Linked DNA regions of Homo sapiens: region 2 is linked to region 1. Evidence: chromatin contacts called from ENCODE Hi-C data. All regions are on one chromosome and are shown on one strand. The core of a region is the stretch at or near the end of the contact, and the rest is flanking DNA. Distances in the headings are between cores, read along the strand shown.

Region 1 (4,072 bases), core at 1,098-3,597:
CCCTTCAGAGATACCTGTGTCATACAGTGCATGCTGGCTTAGCCACACGCAGGGTGATAGAGGGGCTGGGCAGGCCTGGCATCTGTGTGGGTTCTCGGGCCTTCTCCCTCTGTTTCCTTTCCTCCCAGATTCTCTGCTGCAGGCTGGGTTGCACCAGCTATAGTCAAAGAAGCTCTCTAATGCCTCATTCATTTGTTACTCAACAGATATTTGAGTACCTACTATGTGTCAGATGTATACCTACTATGTATAGGGACATGGCATTGAACGAAATAAGCTCCTGTGCTTACAGAGCTTAGCTTCTCATGAGGACACAGACAACAAACAAGTAAATGGCTGGTGAATATATGGACTCCTCAATGCTTATGAGTACTTTAAGAAAAACTAAAGCACCGAGAGTGATAGCATGGCCGGAAAGGGCCTTTGTGGTGACATTGACGTTTGAGCAGCAACCTGAATATCATGAGGAAGACGGGCACATAGATCTCCATGTGACCAGCATTGTAGACAGAGGGGACAGGAGCTTCGAAGGCCTGAGGCCAGAGGCTGTTGGTGTGTTTGAGGAGCAGAGAATGTTCCAGATGGTCTGGAGAAGAGGGAGGAGGAGGAAATGCCAGATGATGTAGAAGCTTTTTGACTGACTGATGGTCTCTACCTTTTTGGCAGAGTTGAGCTGAAAGTTCATCTTTCTTTTAAGGGAGACCCTTCAACTGATGTCTTTCCATCAGCATTTCAATATTTTTCTTGGAGTACAAGGAGTGTAGAGTAGATATCTATTGCATTTGCCACCTGATATGCATTGCCTGTTCTTTGACAACTGTATTCTGCTCTCCCTCTGTAGAGCTTACCTCTTCCCCTAAATGAGCCTGGGCATTCAGAGTGGCTAAGCATGCCACTGACACCTCCTGCAATCACCACATCACATTCCTTTGGCAGCTAGACTGGATGGGGAGCCACAGGGCCTGATCTGAGCCCATGAGATACCATGAGACTTTTGCCAGGCATACTGGAAAGGAGGTTTGCTTTTTCTCACCAATTAAATGCCACGAGAATGCAGGATGTGGAATAGGTGCCACCATCTTGAATCCATACAGGGGAGCCTGTCTGAGAATGGAGCCCCCACTACAGGAACTGCAGCTGAGATAGTGAGATATGGAGTCCTGGGGACATAATCTGAGGCCTTGAATCAAGCCTTACTTGGAACCAGGAATGTATGTACCTTGAATTTTCTGTAAGCCAATAAATTCGATGATTGCTTCAGCCAGCTTGAGTTGGGTGAAAAAAAAGTTTGTTTTTTTTTGATCACTTGCAACAAGAGGAGCTCTACCTGACACAGGTGACACAAGATGGCATAGGGTGGGGATGAAGACCAGAAGCCTGGATTCAAAACCTGCCCTTGACCTTGGGCCAGGTCTTAGACCTATCTAGGCATACATTTCCTCATCTGCATAATACAAGTAATACTAGTATCTTATTGTTGGGAAAATTCATTGAATATATATAACTTCGGAAGTACCCATCATAAGTGCTATGGAAATGTCTGCTGCTGTTGTAATTATTTTTTTTCCTTTTTGCGAAATAAGGTTTCTGAAGCTAGACTGTATTGAGTGACTTACCCTAGTCACACAGGAAGTCAAAGTTAGAGTGGAAATTAGGCACCAGAATGCTCAAGGGGTGGCCTTTGGCAGTTACTCACCTACCCCAGAAGGCAGTTTGAGTGCCTGCCACATTCCAAGCACTCTATCATGCTGCTAGGATGCAGAAAAAGATGGCAGATTCTGTGAGAACCAGGGCTTATATCTCAATATTGTGTTTCCCCTCAGTTCAATGACAGGGCTCTTTGCCCAGGGAGCGATGGGGTGATTACTCAGTGGTGTTGACTTACCTTCCCTGACAGCTCAGCATTCCAGGGAGGGAAGGCATTTTCTGAAGAGGGTTTATTTGGAGAATCAGTTACCTACACAGTGAATGTGGGCCCCACTCCCAGGGCCAGGGTGCTCTCTCTTGGCCTGGTATCACCTCTGCCCTGCAGGGTGGCAGAGTCAGCAGACGGAGGCTCGGAGCTGCCTTCCTTCTCCCCGGCTTCCCCAGGCATCTGTTTCAGCAACTTGCTCTTAGTCTCATGATAAATTCATTACCAGAAAATGAAGCTGGAGTTTCCTGGTGACATAAAATATTGATGAGCGAAATAAGGACTAAGATAAATTATCAAATGTTACTTGCAGGCCCGGCTGCATTCTGTTCTGCCTGGTCTGCATACATTTGTTCTTCTCTCACCCCTTTCGATTTGTTTGGCTGGGGTTTTGTCCTTTTAATAGGAAGCATATTGGAACACCAGTGAAGTGCTCCAACCTCAACGTCACACCAGAGGGGGAAAAATAGACATGTCTCCTGGTTACTGTCAAAACTATGAAACCCAATCCTGCCACTTCACAACCTTCTGGCAGGTTCTTGGCATCCTCAAGATAGCATGAAAAACACATTGCTTCCCTGCTCAGAAGCTGCTAATGGCTTAGAATTGCTGTAGAATAAAATATAAACGCCTTAGAATGTCATTCAAGGCCCTCTATGGTTCCGTCCTAGCTTGCCTTTTCTGTCTATTCCCCCTCTGTGTTCCCAGGGCCAACACAGTTCAGTACACTTAGACTTTCGAATTCTCCAAAAACAGCATCGGTATCCAAGCAGCTGTGCTAAGTTTCTTGCCTTGAAGTGTCCCTCCTCAACTTCCGTGATGATTGAAATCTTGCCATTCCCTCAAGGACCAGCTCCGTTCACAAAATCCTCTATGATATTCTCCTACTCAGAATTAATTCACCAAAGGTAAATGTTGGTGAAAGCATTGCAAATTCAGTGCTTTTCCTCATTGCTAGTGATGGTAGGAATGGTGTGTTTACAGAGGAATGTAGCGATAGTTTTCACAGTGCTTAAATAAGTGCACAACTTTCAAGTCAGCAATTCCACGTCTGAGAATTTGTTGTAAGAAAACAATCAAAGTTGTAAAAATTAATTTGAGTATGAGGCCATTCATCATAGTGTTCTTTAGTGAAATATTGGAAAGAACAGAAAAGCCCACAAGTAGGAAATTGTTAAATAAATTGTGATACATCTGTATGATAGAATGACAGTTATCTACCCCAAAATCATGGTGCACAGAACAGTTGATGGTTTAGAAAAATGTCCACGATGTTTTTGTAAGTGAAAGAAATAGGATATAAAACTGTGTGAAGTATGGCGGGGATGGGGGAGCTGTTTGAGCTTAGAGAAAACTTTGGAAGCATATGCACCAAAATGTTGGGTTGTGGGACTCTGGGTAATTTTTAGACCATTTTCTCTTACAAGTCCACCCAACAAAGTCCTCCTAATGTCCATAACTTGCTTCTCATCTCCTTCACTTGAAACTAGCCCCCGACCCCTGCCTTTGCTCCCATGGTAGAAGAGTGCTTCAGATAATCATCCTCCATAGGCTTTAACTCTGCACATCTGCCTCCATGCTCTGATCCCCAGTTAAACTCATTCATTTGCTCTCATCTTTTGACCTCCTTTTTATACTCTCATGGTAGCGGTGGCTTTCCTCCTAAACTCTCCAAGTCCCAGGCATAAGCCATGGCTCTGCACATGTGGTGCATGGCCTCAGTAAAGGTCTGATCAACACCGGGTTCTCCAAAGTTACTTTCCAGAGTTTTACGACTAACCACATGAGATCATCTCTACTATTTTTAAGGCCTATAAGGATGTGGTGGGGAATGGTTTCCAGCAGGGGTTTTCAGCCATCTTCTCTGACATGTATATATCCCAGACATTTATGTGTATGTGTGTGTATTTATTAGAAGGATTTGGCTTATGAAGGCTGCAGTCAGCAAGCTGGAGACCAGCAGGCTCAAAACCCAAGAAGAGCTAAGATTCCAGTTTGAGTCTGAAGGCAGGAACAGGCCAGTGTCCCAGATGAAGGCAGTTGCATTGAGAGTCTACTCTTGTTTGGGGGCAGGTTAACCTTTTCTGTTCAGACCTTCAACGGGTTGGATGAGGCCCACCCACAGTGGGGAGGGCCATCTGCTTTACTCAGTCTACAGAT
Region 2 (4,072 bases), core at 558-3,057, 110 kb before region 1:
CGTCCTCTTATTGCCTTGCAGCAATGTTCTCTCCCCCTTGCAGGAATGTTAGTGCAAACACAGCTGCATCCTCGGGCTCCTGCAGAAGGGGCCTAGAAGGAGTGAAACAGACTGCAGGCAGGAAATGAGTTTGATCCGAGCTGTCTGTGTGGGCCCGGGGTTTGGGAGTGTCTCCATGGTGAGAATGCACCAGCAACAGGAGTAGGCCCCCCTGTGGGACATTGTCACTGACCAGTGCTCTTGGGGCCTCCCTGTCCCTTCTCAGAGATGACTGTCCTTGATGGGGAGGTAGAGATGTGTTTTCAGTCTTCTTTTTGGGAGATGGAAGATTTATTTAGGAAATCAGAAGTTGCAGCTGAGTAGGAATCCATAGTTGATAGTCACTGAAGCACACTTCGGAAATGACTGGGTTGCTTTAAAGGATATCTGTGTTTACACCTGAGGCATTGTGTATTGTTCATGAGGATGTTGTGTCACTTACCAGTCAGGATCAGCAAATACGGCTTTCTGGGTCTTGTACCTGTGTAGGTCCTAGTGATGCACTGCCTCACCTGCGCAGGGCAGGCTTTTCAGATCTTCTGCCTATCACAGGGACGTTGTGGAGAATACAGCAGCTCTCCCAAAACACAAATGTCATTGATAATAACAATTACGAGCCTAAAAACCTATAAACCAAAAGAAGTATTATTCCACTCCTACCCCTATTTCCATCCCAGAGAACCAAGGTGCTAAGAAGTTAAGTGCTACGTTTAACGTCACAAAATAGCAGAGTCTGGAGTAAAACTCATGACTGGCTTCAAGGCTCATGTTTCGTTTCTCTCACACAGGCCTGAGTCAACCAAAAAGCACAACAGAACTCAACACAACAAAACACTTTGTTGCTGCTTGAAGGCTGCAGATAGCGTTCTAACCCTGCACCGTGGGAGGTGTTTCATCATCCGGTTTTTCAATTCCCCTTGGATTCACTCTTTTTAGATGCCTAGACTGTGACAGTGTGAGGTGAGAGACCTCACTTAAGGGTGTACAAATCCTCTGAATATGTTGATACTTATTTTGATGTAATGGGATTTGGTGGGAGCTTTGCTAGGGAAATCCTGGGTTAGCGTGTACTGACGGCAGTCAGGGAGTTTATGTGACAGCTGGAAAAGATATTGCTTAACCATCAATATGAAGAAGGATTAGGACAACACCTTGGATTTTGTCGTGGGTGGCTGCCCTGCGGAATTAGGGTTCAACATTCAACCTTATGTTCATTAGGTCAGTCTCCTGTCCTTCTGCCTCTCCTACTCCCAGTGCCCCACCCATTCTCCTACTGCTCGGGAAGACACAATTACACACGTACTGTTATATTTTCAGAGCACATAGGACTGTGTACTGAAGGCTTTCGTCTGCCTGTCTTTATGGATCCTTTGAAATTTCATTGTCTCATTAGAGGATCGAATTCAGTGAATGTTTTACAATTAGGTTTTTATGGATAAGAGATGGGAGAAGTACCAGTATCACAGTATCCAGTTGCAAATATCATTTATTAATCTGAGAAGGCAGAGGGATTTAGGGCTTTCTGAGTCAAACACTGAAAAGCTGAACATTTTCAGTCTTTAAAAGCTCAGGAACTGGGCCCACAGGCCAGCAGGATCACTTCCTTGCCGTGTAAATTCATGTTTTAGCTGAAGGTCCTTCTCAGTGCAGGAAGAGGCCTTTGTCAAAAGCAGGCTCAGTATGGCAGCTGTCCCAGGCCTGGCCCCATTTCCTTCCCTCCCCACTCCTCCTTTCTCGTGGTGGCTTTCTCGCTCTTTTTCTTGGTGTGGGGCTGGGGCCTCTCGGGACTTATCAGGTGCACCCATTCACTGGGCTTCACTGTATGAGATGGGGCTCAGCTGGAGGCAGCAAGTGTCGGGGGAAGAAAGGGCTGATTGAATTTGCTTTGGGACCAGCTCCAAGTCCTGCAAGGCTTGCAAATGTTTAGGGGGAGATTTCCATATCACTCTAAAGTTGCTTGTCTTTCTCCCAAAGGGAAAGGCTGCTGCCAAAAGTGGAGGACTTAAAGCTGGAGGCCGCCCCAAAGACGGGGAAATGAAGAAAACGCCGTTTCTGGAGCTCCCTGAGGTGAGTGTGTGCGCGCGAGTGCACGTGTGCTAGTCTTTGGCTCCTTGTTAATTCCCTATAACAGATCACAGTGCCGAGGAGAAGCCAGGGCGTCTCTAGGCATTTGGCCAGCAGGAGGGGCACAGTGTGATGCCTGGAGGGGAATTCTTGGAAGAAAATGGAATGCTGTAAAGTGGGAATCTTGGGTACTATGGGATGACAGGCGGGGCAGGGCGGCCGCGAGTTTGGAGTGAGCGTCCGTGAAACGAAGCAGATGAGGAAATTCAGCAGGAGGAGTCTGGATGGGGCTATTCACAGTTAGCTCTGCTGAAATCCCTTTAGGAAGTCACTTGCTGGCTTCGTCCCACATAGTTTCTAGCCTGTGGGTGGAGATCATGATCCTTTTGGAGCTCTCTGGTTCATAATTCTGTGGAGGAGGAAGATACCAAGATGAATCAGCTGCTGTCCCTGCCTGTGAAGAGCTTGTGGCTGAGCGAGGGAGACAGGTGCAAGGCTTGGAGAGACTGTGATATATCTGCCATGTCTGACTTGGTGGGAGGAAGAGCACATGACTTCTGAGGTCCTTTCTAATTCTGAGGTTCTGGGTCTTTACAAAGCCACGTCAGTGAAGTAATTCATTTATTTCTTTGATTATGTAGCAGTTACATGTTAAGTACCTTTAATAAGCCAGGCCCTGGGGCTATACTAAGAAAAAAGACTGACATTCCTCTACAAATACGGAGTTGAGAGTTTTAACAGGTTTTGAGGAGGTGGTTACAAGAGCGTTTGGTATAAGGAAGGATCAATATACATGACACCACACTCAGGGGATCCTCCTCAGGGTGCTCCGGGATGGCTTCTTAGAGCAAGTGATGTTAATTCATACCTGATGAGGATTGGCTGGGGGAAATGGGACAAGAAGGTGTTTCCTCAGTGACATCTTCAGGGAACAGAGAGCAGGGTGGCTGGAGAGGGAAAAGCTGGGGAGAAAGTGAAGACGGATTTAGACAGGAAGGGAAGCAGAAGCCAATTACATCTGGCTTTGCCCTGGATTATCTTTATCTTCAGAAAGGGGAAGTGATGAAAGGCTTTAAGGAGGAAACCATGACTCCATCAGGTCAAAAGTCACTCTTCAGAGAGGTCTTTTCTGACTGCTTCCATTGAAATTGTGTTTCCCTGATTAAGCAATCTCGAAGTACACAGAGCTTTTCCTGCAGAGCACTTACCCAACTTACAATAAAACTCTTTTTCATGTTTATTTTTTTAATGGCCGTCTCTCCCCAACGCTAATGCAAGGATCGCTGCGGCTTTCCTGGCCAGTCTCTGGCCAGTGCTCCTCCCACTGGCTGACCCCTGTGGAGATGCAGTGATGATGGGTGAACACAAATTGGGTTGGTGGTGTTTAAGGATTCTTCCACCTGAGTTGGGAATAGCTCTTTCAGAAGACCAGGTGAGAGGGAAATGAAGGTTGAAATAGGTGAGAGGCGGCAGTGACAAACGGAAAGATGCGGCAAAAACGGAGAAGCCTTCAGCGGGGGTAGAAGCCACAGGATGTCGCTGTAGGGTGGACGAGAGGAAAGGGAGAGGGATGATGCCTGGGGTTCTGGCTAGTGGATGAATAATGCTGCCATTTATTGAGAGGAGAGCTCCAGAAGAGAAGCCTCTAAGTGATTGGGGGGTGGAGAAGGTGAGTTCTGATCAGGGCCAGCTGCCCCCATGGCCAGCTTCAGGGTCACATTTGGCTTCTTTCATCTTGCACGTCAGCAGTCTCCTCACAAGCTCTATAACTGTCCCCACCCCCATCCTCTGTATGAGGCTACTTTTCCATCTGGCTCTCATATGTTCGTTGAGTTTGTTGTCCATGACAAGAATCCGATGTGAGCAATTACCTTTTTTTCAACTCTTCAGGTGGTCACTCAAGAAGTAGTGTGGGAAAGACCACAGGAGACTGATTCAGCCTCACGCACATTCCTCATTTCTGTGCAGG

What was found. A loop is a pair of places that touch in the nucleus more often than their neighbours do. Pooled maps may share reads with other maps.
Region 2: a map of heart right ventricle shows a loop between it and region 1 (2.7-fold over the local background). The contact joins the promoter of LINC02743 here to the enhancer-like site in region 1. A Hi-C loop is called at or near these places in 5 of 168 maps with a recorded cell type or tissue (Right ventricle myocardium inferior, dorsolateral prefrontal cortex, heart left ventricle and 2 more) and 7 of 50 pooled maps.

Annotation. Positions count from the first base shown.
Region 1 is chr11:133,695,691-133,699,762 of GRCh38, reverse strand. No RefSeq gene overlaps it. Among named protein-coding and RNA genes, the nearest start is that of LINC02743, 110 kb to the left of the region's middle. Within about 2 kb of position 2,347, at least 3 of the 41 ENCODE cell types and tissues checked have a DNase peak (open chromatin) inside an H3K27ac peak, as active enhancers do; they include heart right ventricle, where a contact is called at or near this core.
Region 2 is chr11:133,808,111-133,812,182 of GRCh38, reverse strand. It overlaps LINC02743 (long intergenic non-protein coding RNA 2743), which reads left to right and starts at 1,807. Exons shown (of 3, transcript NR_120444.1): 1 at 1,807-1,834; 2 at 2,014-2,106. RefSeq lists enhancers at 2,050-2,716, 2,717-3,383, 3,384-4,050.